Linked DNA regions of Homo sapiens: region 2 is linked to region 1. Evidence: read pairs that join two places in POLR2A ChIA-PET (ENCODE). Cell type or tissue: A673. All regions are shown on one strand. Each heading gives the region's core, and the rest is flanking DNA. Links, peaks and the distances in the headings are about the cores only.

What was found. Peaks named below come from ENCODE experiments on the same cell type or tissue, not always from the same donor. Only the 100,000 strongest peaks of a DNase experiment are listed, where the experiment ranks them.
Region 2: POLR2A ChIA-PET joins it to region 1 with 16 read pairs; 3 of 35 experiments call an interaction of 5 or more read pairs at or near these places.

Annotation. Positions count from the first base shown.
Region 1 is chr22:35,475,968-35,481,333 of GRCh38, reverse strand. No RefSeq gene overlaps it. Among named protein-coding and RNA genes, the nearest start is that of RASD2, 62 kb to the left of the region's middle. RefSeq lists a silencer at 2,232-2,409. In A673, for the core only: no CTCF peak of the experiment used is centred there; DNase peaks (open chromatin) are centred at 2,433, 3,223 and 4,843; H3K4me3 peaks cover 1,441 bases; H3K27ac peaks cover 4,792 bases.
Region 2 is chr22:35,391,958-35,397,323 of GRCh38, reverse strand. It overlaps HMOX1 (heme oxygenase 1), which reads right to left. Exons shown (of 5, transcript NM_002133.3): 5 at 3,117-3,856. The coding sequence ends at 3,726. Among named protein-coding and RNA genes, the nearest start is that of MCM5, 5.5 kb to the left of the region's middle. In A673, for the core only: no CTCF peak of the experiment used is centred there; no DNase peak of the experiment used is centred there.

The DNA of each region.
Region 1 (5,366 bases), core at 169-5,168:
AAGCAGAGCCAGATGGCACAGCAGGACAGAGTATGGAATCTATTTTAGGGCAACGCCACCAGGAAGTGGCACGGTCTGATTTCTGTTTTAAGAAAATCCCTCCGCCTCCCACGTGGGAAACAGGCTTCCTGAATCCTTCCCGGTCTCTCCTGCCTCCCTCTGCCCTCACCTCTGTTTTAAGCCTCTGCATTTTTGCTCTCACCCCCTCCAGACCACAGTCTCCTCCCAGGATGAGATCGGGTGTAACTCGTCTCCAGCTCAGCACCCTCACTGTGGCCAGTGGGCCCCTCTTCTCCCCACGGCAGTCGACATCCGGGAAGAACTTCCAGGCACTGGGCTGGGTACCGAGGGTAATAAACTGACAATTCCATTTATGGACAGTGGCCTCATGCACCTCACAGGCCTCACACAGCAGGCAGGGGTGGGCCAGGGCCACCAGGAACCAGCCCCAGGCCTGGGGTTGCTCAAAGTTTCATAACTGTGCCCGTGTCCAAAAACAGAAGAGCCAGGCAATTCTGTCCTCCCATTAATGTCACCAAGCTGGACTTCTTCCTACCCCAGCTGCCCCCTGGCTCCCCCACCTCCTTCTTTGACGCAGTCAGGCTGTCCAGGGACAGAAGAAGAAGGACAGAAAAAGAACTCATTCCTTATCTTGGAAAGCAACGTTGAAACACCCTCACATCTCTACCAGCCCTCAGGCTTTGCGGGGAGCAGGAACTCCACCACCTCCCATAAGCTCTCTGTCCTGGGTGGCAGCTGGCAGCCTCTGCCATCAGAGCATGGCTTGTGTCATGGCTCCAGGATGTTCCAGGTGAATCAGCTCTTGGGGTCCCAAGAGAAAGAGAGATTTGGCTCAAAGTGTCTTGGTCTCTTCCCTGTGCAGCCTAGTCACATCCTTCCTCCCGACATTTATTACTCCAGACTGTGTTTCAGACACCAAGCCATAGCTTCCTGGAACACCGAGAGCCCTTGGAGATCAACTGGGGCCTGGCCAACACCCAAGGGATCCGAGCCATACCCCAGCCAGTCACGGTGGCTGAGCACAGCCACAGTTCTCAGTCGGGGGGCGGGGGCAGTAGGCGCCACAGAGCTGCATCAGCACCTCGGAGAATCTGAATCACAGCCCCCACACCCCCACTCTGTGGTCAAGACCCTCCGGCAGGATCGCTGGGCAGCGTGTGGTGAAGAGCTCAAACTCCAAGCCAAACTGCCTGGACTGGAATCTCAGTCCCCCCACTCACTAGATACGGCATCTTAGGCACGGGCCTCAGTTTCCACATCTGTAAAATGGAGATAACCTTCCAGGGTTGGATAACCCTGACCTGTGATGTGCTTAGGACAGGGCCTGGCACATAGCAAATGCTCTAAAAGAGTTGACTGTGTTGCCAATTTGTAAAATTCTGTGAGATCCTGTCTCCTTTGCCATGCCGCTGCAAGGTTATACGCAGATAAAACTTAAGTTACAATTCCGGTTTTCTTCAAGATCTGAGACATGTTAATTGTCTTTGTTTCTCGCTCTGGTAACATCTTCCCGCCGCACATATTTCCCGCCTTAAAGAGTTTAAAAGGTGATCAAAAAATCTAACACTGGCTACCCGCTTGGGACTCCTTCCACGCTGTGGAAGCTTTATACTGTCACTCTGCTTAATAAAGCATACAGCTTTTTTTTCTCTAGGAAAAAAAAAAAAAAAGAGTTGGCTGTGTTGCTATTTGCCATTGAGGCTCCTCAAGTCAAGGAAAGGTAGTGGCTCGCCCAAGGCTGCCAAGTGAGCCTGTAGCAGATCCAAAGCTGGAACCCACGTCTCCTAACTTCCAGACCAGTGCTCAGCCGCTGAGCTCACCAAGGCTTTGGATGGTCACAGGGACTTTTCTTTGCTACCTTGGAGGAAACATTTTCAAGGCATTGCGCTGCCACCCATCACCATAAACAGAGACTCACACTAGGCCAGGCGCCGTGGCCCACGCCTGTAATCCCCATACTTTGGGAGGCCAAGGAAGGCAGATCACCTGAGGTCAGGAGTTCGAGACTAGCCTGGCCAACATGGCGAAACCCCGTCTCTACTAAAAAATACAAAAACTAGCCAGGGCGTGGTAGCATGCACCTGTAATCCCAGCTACTCAGGAGGCTGAGGCAGGAGAATTGCTTGAACCCGGGAGGCGGAGGTTGCAGTGAGCCGAGATCGCACCACTGCACTCCAGCCGGGGTGACAGAGCAAGACTCCGTCTCAAAAAAAAAAAAAAAAACAAACAAACAAAAACAGAGACGCACACTGTCTCCCTGGGGACACACAGAGATTGAATCACAGAGACACAGCGTAAGTGTACACACAGTCACAGAAACACTGACATACTGAGGATCACAGAAGCACATGTGCGCACACACGCTGCACCCCACGATCCAGACCTCACCATCTTCTCTGCTCTCTTTCCTTCCTCTCCCCCTCCTTTCCCTCCGAACACGCTTATTGTGGCTGTTTTCCCAAAGTCCCCAGCCTGTCATTTGAAGGAGAGATGATGTTGGCAGCTGCTGCTGCTGCCAGCTAAAAGCCAAAACTTCTTGTTTCCAGCCTCTGATCTTGGTGTCCCAGCTCACCTGGGGAGCCAGCGGAGGCTGTGGGGTGGAGGCCTTAGCTCTGAGCCGCAAGCCTCCAACTGCAGCTGCCTTTTTCTACCCTCATTCACCCCCAGGATGTCCCAACTCAAGGGCAGCTGGGGGCTCTCGCCAAGGCCGTCTAGAGTGGGAAAGCCGGGGGTCTGCATGATCCCCACTATCAGAGCAGCTCAGCAAGACCCTCCCTCCAGAGCCCTCCAAGTTGTATAAAAGATCAATCCTCAGACTCCGACAACATCAGGGCCGCAAGGACCACTCCCAGCCATCTAATCCGGGTCCCTCCTGTTACAAATGGGGAGATGGAGGCTCAGAGAGGGGGTGAGATTTGTCCAGAGTCACACAGCAGAACCCAACTGGTGGCCAGGGCTCTAGACTCCCCACCTGGGCTTCTCCTCAGCCTCACTCTGAAGGTCGCAGCGTTGATGAAAGCCTGCCTGGGCACCAGCCTGCTGCTGACCCCATATCACTGCTCCTATAACCCCTTCTACACAGCCTCGCTGCAACTCCCAAGGCGGAGGCCGGCCAGCTCTTCTGTGACGGTCTCCAGAGTCAGAAACCTTCCCAGAGCCTGTCTTGGTGATTTATTTGCCCCTTCCTTCCTGTTTATTCAGCCCCTTGGCAAAAAGCCCAGAGGGAGAATTTATGAGAGGAGAAGGAGGGAAGTGGGGAGAGAAAGAGAGGTGGGGGGAGCAGGGGCGGGGCAGCTGGGGGAAGATGAGTATGGGCTGATAAAAGGAGGAAGAGAGTGGCTGTGTGCAGTGGCTAACACCTGTAATCCCAGCACTTTGGGAAGCTGAGGCGGGTGGATCACCTGAGGTCAGGAGTTCGAGACCAGCCTGACCAATGTGGTGAAACCCCGTCTCTACTAAAAATACAGAAATTGGCTGGCTTGGTGGTGGGTGCCTGTAATCCCAGCTACTCGGGAGGCTGAGGCAGGAGAATCACTTGAACCCAGGAGGCGGAGGTTGCGGTGAGCCAAGATCGCGTCACTGCACTCCAGCCTGGGTGACAGAGTGAGACTCCATCTCAAAAAAAAAAAAAAAAAAAGAGGGAGAGAGGAGGGAGAAGTTCAGGAAAGAACAACACAGCGTATGTTCGTGTGAGAGGAAGAGAAGACAAAACAGCACGTGAAGCCAGCGCTGGCTTTGGATGAGGGATCCGTTTGACATGGATCTACCTGCCAAGGGAAGATCCTCCTGGAGTATCCCTCAGCTGGGCTGCCAAGTGCTCCATGGGATGCCTGGAGTTGGAGAGGAGGTCCTGGGTGCCCAGGCCACTCCCAGGCAGATAGGCAGCTGGGGACACTGCACCAAGGAAGCTCCTGCCTTCCTCAAGATCCCAGTGTATTCCTTCCTTGGGCTGGTGTTCTCTGCCTCCTTCCAGGTATTCAGCAATGCTCTGGGAAGGACACAGGGTGCCTGATAGCGATTGACTGCAGCGGGGGCTCTAAAACGCTGGTTGGACACCAGGCAGGAAACAGCCAGGTCCTTGGGTTCTGACTGATTTGATGCATGGCCTTGAGCAAGATGCCCCCACTCTCTGGGCCTCAGTTTCCTCCTCTGTCCAGTGAGGGGATAGACTGGAGATAGCTAAGATGCCACCAGCTCTGACAGTCCAGGGGTTTGTGACTCTAAAGGTCATCAGCTAAATAGCATCACAGTGCAGTAGCCCCTCCTCCTGCCCAATCCCACTTCCATGCTCCGGGAATTGCAAAAGCACCCCAACATTTCATGTTCCCATGGTCTCCCCTGCTTCTGGGGGCCTGATGTCCAGGGCAGCACCAACCTCCAGCTGAAATCGGCTGCTTCTTCAAGGTTGACCTCCATCCACCCACAGAAAGCCTCATGAACACAGCAGCCTTAAGTGAAGTTTTCAAGGAGACGAAAATGGGGGGACAGGCATCTCTGTGCTCAAATGCCTTCCGATGTATGGGAGAAACGACATAATACCTAGGATAGAAATGAAGGGGGGAAGAGATGAAACCCAACTCCCCTGAGTCGATCATCATCGGACTCATGATGGGCACACGGAGGTTTATTATCCTGCTCTCGCTACCTTTGGGTATGTTTGGTAATTTCCATAATAAAACTCCAAATAACAACAAAAACTAAAAATGCGTCTTTCTGAGTCACCTATGGAATGCACAGTAGGGGAGACAAAGAAGCAACTCTTGCTCTGAAGAAACAATAATGTGATACGGTCGGTGCATTTTGAAATCTGAGGAGGCTTAGAAGAGCCTATTTCCTGGTGGTTTGCAGAGGCGGAAGCAGCGATCCAGTGGAAAACCAAATACACGGTTGCTTTCCACCCTGTTGACAAAATCATGCTTCATAGTCAAGTTAAGCTCCTTAGACCCATTCTCTAGTCTAAACTTACCCGCCCTACGCTAATGGTGCATCTTGACCAGTGTTCTTCGTCCTTTTGTTGTATACACAGCTTTTCTTTTCTTTTTTTTTTTTTTGAGACGGAATTTCACTCTTGTTGCCCAGGCTGGAGTACAATGGCGCACAATCTTGGCTCACTCCAACCTCTGCCTCCCGGGTTCAAGTGATTCTCCTGCCTGAACCTCCTGAGTAGCTGGGATTATAGACATGCACCACTACGCACAGGTAATTTTTGTATTTTTTGTAGAGACGGGGTTTCACCATGTTGGCCAGGCTGGTCTCGAACTCCTGAACTCTGGTGACCCGTCCGCCTTGGCCTCCCAAAGTGCTGGGATTACAGGCGTGAGCCACTGCACCTGGCCTCTTATTTT
Region 2 (5,366 bases), core at 95-5,094, 84 kb after region 1:
TTTTTTTGAGACGGATTCTCGCTTTATCACCCAGGCTGGAGTGCAGTGGCATAATTTCAGCTCACTGCAACCTCCGTTTCCCAAGTTCAAGCAGTTCTCCTGCCTCAGCCTCCTGGTAGCTGGGATTACAGGCACGCGCCACCATGCCCGGTTAATTTTTGTATTTTTAGTAGAGACAGAGTTTCACCATGTTGGTCAGGCCAGTCTCAAACTCCTGACCTCATGATCTGCCCTCCTCGGCCTCCCAAAGTGCTGGGATTACAGGCATGAGCCACCGTGCCCGGTCGTCCTTACCACTTTAACTAGTGTCTGGCTTTGTTCGACAATTGATAGGAAAAAATTATTCAGCCATTCTCCTATTAGTAAAATTCAAGATAGTTTCTCTCTCTCCCCTCCCCTCTTCCTTCCTTTCTTTGTCAGTACAATGAATATCTATTCCCCTTTCACAAATGAGGAAACTGGGCCCAGGGCAGGAGAGTCCCAGCTGCTATTGGGTTTTTGTTTTGTTTTTTTGAGACAGAGTCTTGCTCTGTTGCTAAGGCTGGAGTGCATTGGTGCGATCTCGGCTCACTGCAACCTCAGCCTCCCGGATTCAAGTGATTCTCCTGCCTCAGCCCCCGGAGTAGCTGGGATTACAGGCATGCGCCACCACTTCCAGCTAATTTTGTGGTTTTAGTAGAGGCAGGTTTTCACTGTGTTGGCCGGGCTGGTCTCAAACTCCTGGCCTCAAGAAATCCGCCTGTCTCAGCCTCCCAAAAGTGTTGGGATTATAGTCGTGAGCCACCGTGCCCAGCTCCAGCTGCTATTTGAATGCCTATGCTTTGCATACGTGACCATACGTGCTCCTGGACCTGGGTGCGCGTTGGACTCTCCTAAGGTACTTTTCAAAAATACTGATTCTAGGCTGGGTGCGGTGGCTCGCGCCTGTAATCCCAGCACTTTGGGAGTCCAAGGCGGGCGGATCACGAGGTCAGGAGATCGAGACCATCCTGGCTAACACGGTGAAACCTGTGACCTCCGTCTCCACTAAAAATACAAAAAATTAGCCGGGCATGGTGGTGGGTGCCTATAGTCCCAGCTACTCAGGAGGCTGAGGCAGGAGAATAGCGTGAACCCGGGAGGCGGAGCTTCCAGTGAGTCAAGATCGCGCCACTGCACTCCAGCCTGGGTGACAGAGCAAGACTCCGTCTCAAAAAAAAAAAAAAAAAAAAAAAAATTCTAGAGCCCCATCCCAGGTGGAGCCCTGGATTCTGTGGTTAAGTATCTCCAAGTAATTCTGATGCCACCATGCACAGACTGGTGTTTGGACACCACTGGATCCTCCCACCAGCTGTGAGAGGTATGTGTATTGTTCTCATTTTACCAGTGAACAAAATGAGCCTTGAAGTGGCATAGTCAGACTAGTGACAAAGGTCTCCTGACTTCCAGTCCTTAGGTACTGGTCCTATAAAGAAACACCTTGGCTGGGCACAGTGGCTCACACCTGTAATCCCAGCACTTTGGGAGGCCGAGGCAGGTGGATCACGAGGTCAGGAGTTCAAGACCAGCCTGGCCAACATGGTAAAACCCTGTCTCTACTAAAACTAAAAAAATTAGCCGAGTGCGGTGTCATGTGCTTATAATCCCAGCTACTTGGGAGGCTGAGGCAGGAGAATTGCTTGAACCTGGGCAGCAGAGGATGCAGCGAGCTGAAATCGCACCACTGCACTCCAGCCTGGGCAACAGAATGAGACTCCATCTCAAAAAAAAAAAAAAAAAAAAAAATACACCTTGGCCAGGCACAGTGACTCACGCCTGTAATCCCAGCACTTTGTGAAGCCAAGGTGGGAGGATCACTTTAGTTCAAGAGTTTGAGACCAGCCTGGGCAACATAGCGAAACCCCATCTCTAAAAAAAAAATACAAAAATTAACTGGGCATGGTGGTGTGCACTTGTAGCCGCAGCTACTCAGGAGGCTGAGGCCAGAGGATGGCTTAAGCCCAAGAGGTGGAGGTTGCAGTGAGCCAAGATCACACCACTGCACTCCAGTGTGGAGGACAAAGCCAGACCCTGTCTCAAAAAAAAAAAAAAAAAAAAAAAAAAAATCTTGTCCCATGCTCTGCCCAGGACACTTTCAGCAAAAGGTTTTTCACTTTCCCAGATTGGGAGGCTACATATTTAGTATTTTCTTGACTTAGGGCCATAGAAAGGGCTTGGGTTTTAGAGCTGGACAGACCTCAGTGAAATCCATCCTGACCCTCAGATAGTGGAAACACCCCCTCAACACAGGGATGACATAGATGAGGTGACTCGACAGTACAAGAATCACAAAACACTGGTCTCCTTCTTTGCATAATAGGTGCTAACTGTGTATGGCGTTGGCATTTCACTTGCATCTTGTTTGCTTCTCAGGACACATAGGTGAGTTAGGTATCACTATATTCATGTCACCAGTGATAAAATGGAGCCTCAGAGAGGTTAAGTGACTAACCTCAAAGTGGTGTAGCAGGAATTTGAACCTAAGAATTTCACTCCAGTCCCTAATAGTCACTGGACAGAAAATACAAATTTTGCCCCAGAATCTGCTCATTTCCACCAAACAGGGCAACCCCATCTTCCATAAAGTCGAGAATTGCATCAAGCAGGGTTCAACACAAATATTCGCCCACCAGCTACTTAAAGCTCACCTCCTGGGCCAGGCACGGTGGCTCACGCCTGTAATCCCAGCACCTTGGGAAGCTGAGGCAGGTGGACCAGCTGAGGTCGGGAGTTCGAGACCAGCCTGGCCAACATGGGGAAACCCCATCTCTACTAAAAATACAAAAATTAGCTGGGCATGGTGATGAACTTCTGTAATCCCAGCTACTCAGGAGGCTGAGGCAGGAGAATTGATTGAACCTGGGAGGTGGAGCTTGCAGTGAACCAAGATCACGCCACTGCACTCCAGCCTGGGTGACAGAGTGAGACTCCATCTCAAAAAAAAAAAAAAAGAAAAGAAAAGCTCACCTTCTGTATTCTCAAACAGACCAGCTCCTGCCAACCCCCTATCACCACTTCTCCTACCGAGCACGCAAGAAACCAGGGAGGAAAAGGTCAGTTCCCCAAGAATAACAAAGCCCATGAAAACTACTTCAAGCTACTATCAGACAATGTTGTTTATTATTTCACACAAAAGTTAGACCAAGGCCACAGTGCCGTTAAACACCTCCCTCCCCACCCACGCATGGCTCAAAAACCACCCCAACCCTGCTATAAAAACAACAGAACACAACAAAAATACTGCATTTGAGGCTGAGCCAGGAACAGAGTGGCTCCAACAAAAATAAGACAAAAACACAAGACACAACATCTTTTCAGGTTTGTGTAAAAATTGCCATGGCCCACGGGGAAAGTGGTCATGGCCGTGTCAACAAGGATACTTGAAACTCAGGGCTTTTGGAGGTTTGAGACAGCTGCCACATTAGGGTGTCTTCCAGGCTCTGCTGCAGGAACTGAGGATGCTGAAGGGCAGGGCTGATCCCTTCGCCCCCTCTGAAGTTTAGGCCATTGCCTGGATGTGCTTTTCGTTGGGGAAGATGCCATAGGCTCCTTCCTCCTTTCCAGAGAGAGGGACACAGTGAGAGGGCTGGAGGCCCTGAAAGCCTTCAGTGCCCACGGTAAGGAAGCCAGCCAAGAGAATTCCCTCTCTAGAAAGAAGGCCTTCCACCGGACAAAGTTCATGGCCCTGGGAGCCAGCATGCCTGCATTCACATGGCATAAAGCCCTACAGCAACTGTCGCCACCAGAAAGCTGAGTGTAAGGACCCATCGGAGAAGCGGAGCCTGGGAGCGGGTGTTGAGTGGGGGCTTCCCTCTGGGAGTCTCCACGGGGGCAGAATCTGAAAGAGAAAATGGGGCAAGGTCATTAACAGGTGGGCGTGCATCAGGGTGTCTGATGTCATAGGAAAGCAAAGCAGAGCGGCCTCAGGGTCTGTGGTACAGTCACTGCCCAACGCCAGGATTCTGCAAGACCACAGACAGGTGTCCCTCTAGCCACTGCTTGAATACCTTCAAAGACGGGCAGCTCACTACTTCTTCAAGCTGTCTGTTCTTCCCTGTGCAGCCAGGCCACATTGTGAAAACATTCTTGGGCCCAGGCGTGGTTTTCAGACTTCTGCCTGCTCCCTGTCCTCTCCTTAAACTTTGCCAGCAATTAGGTCTGAGCTGTAAATCTTCCTCTCAAACTCACACGTTTGCTAAGCATGGTGATGATGGGGCAGGAGCTAGAAAGCAGGAGCTCTGAGGTCAAAATTCAAGTTCAGTCCCATCCCTGGTTATTAAAATGTGATAGGGCCGGGCGCAGTGGCTCACGCCTGTAATCCCAGCACTTTGGGAGGCCAAGGCAGGTGGATCACGAGGTCAGGAGTTCAAGACCAGCCTGGCCAATATGGTGAAACCCCGTCTCTACTAAAAATACAAAAAATTAGCCGGGTATGGTTGCGAGTGCCAGTAATCCCAGCTACTCGGGAGGCTGAGGCAGAGAATTGCTTGAACCCAGGAGGCAGAGGTTGCAGTGAGCCAAGATTGCGCCACTGTACTCCAGCCTGGGCAACAGAGTGAGACTCCATTTCAAAAAAAAAAAAAAAAAAGATTTAAAACATGATAGGCCAGAGCCAACCATGCAACCTGGGTAGATGTGCCACCTGCCTCCTCAGGCACAGAGTGGGTGCTCCCTAGGTCTTTAGAAGCAGGACAGAGTCCAGGGCAGGTCTCTGGAGCCAGACCAGCTGGGTTTCAATCCTAGCCCCGCCCTGGGCTATGAGAAGGGCTTCCCCAGAGAAAACAGGGCCTTAGGTCTGGTGGCCCAGGGCTGCGGTCACAGGAAGTACAAGCAAGCAAGCAAGCAAGCAGGTACACTGTGACATTTACATGTGTGTTGTTCATATTAAAGGCTCCTGCTCCTTCTGATGCATTAGGGGTGCAGTTCTCAAATGTTTTGGTTCCAAAACTCCTTTATACTCAAATGCAACCAAGGATCCAAAAGAGCTTTTGTTTGTGTGAGTATAGCTATCACTATTTACAAAATTAGATATTAAAACTGAGAAATTCTTTTTCTTTTCTTTTCTTTCTTTTTTTTTTTTTTTTGAGATGGAGTCTCGCTGTCGCCCAGGATGGAGTACAGTGGTGCAATCTCGGCTCACTGCAACCTCTGCCTCCCGGACTTAGGAGATTCTCCTGCCTCAGCCTCCCGAGTAGCTGGGATTACAGGTGTGCACCATCACACCCAGCTAATTTTTATATTTTAGTAGAGATGGGGTCTCACCACATTGGCCAGGTTGGTCTCAAACTCCTTACCTCAAGTGATCCCCGTGCCTCAGCCTCCCAAAGTGCTGGGATTACAGGCATGAG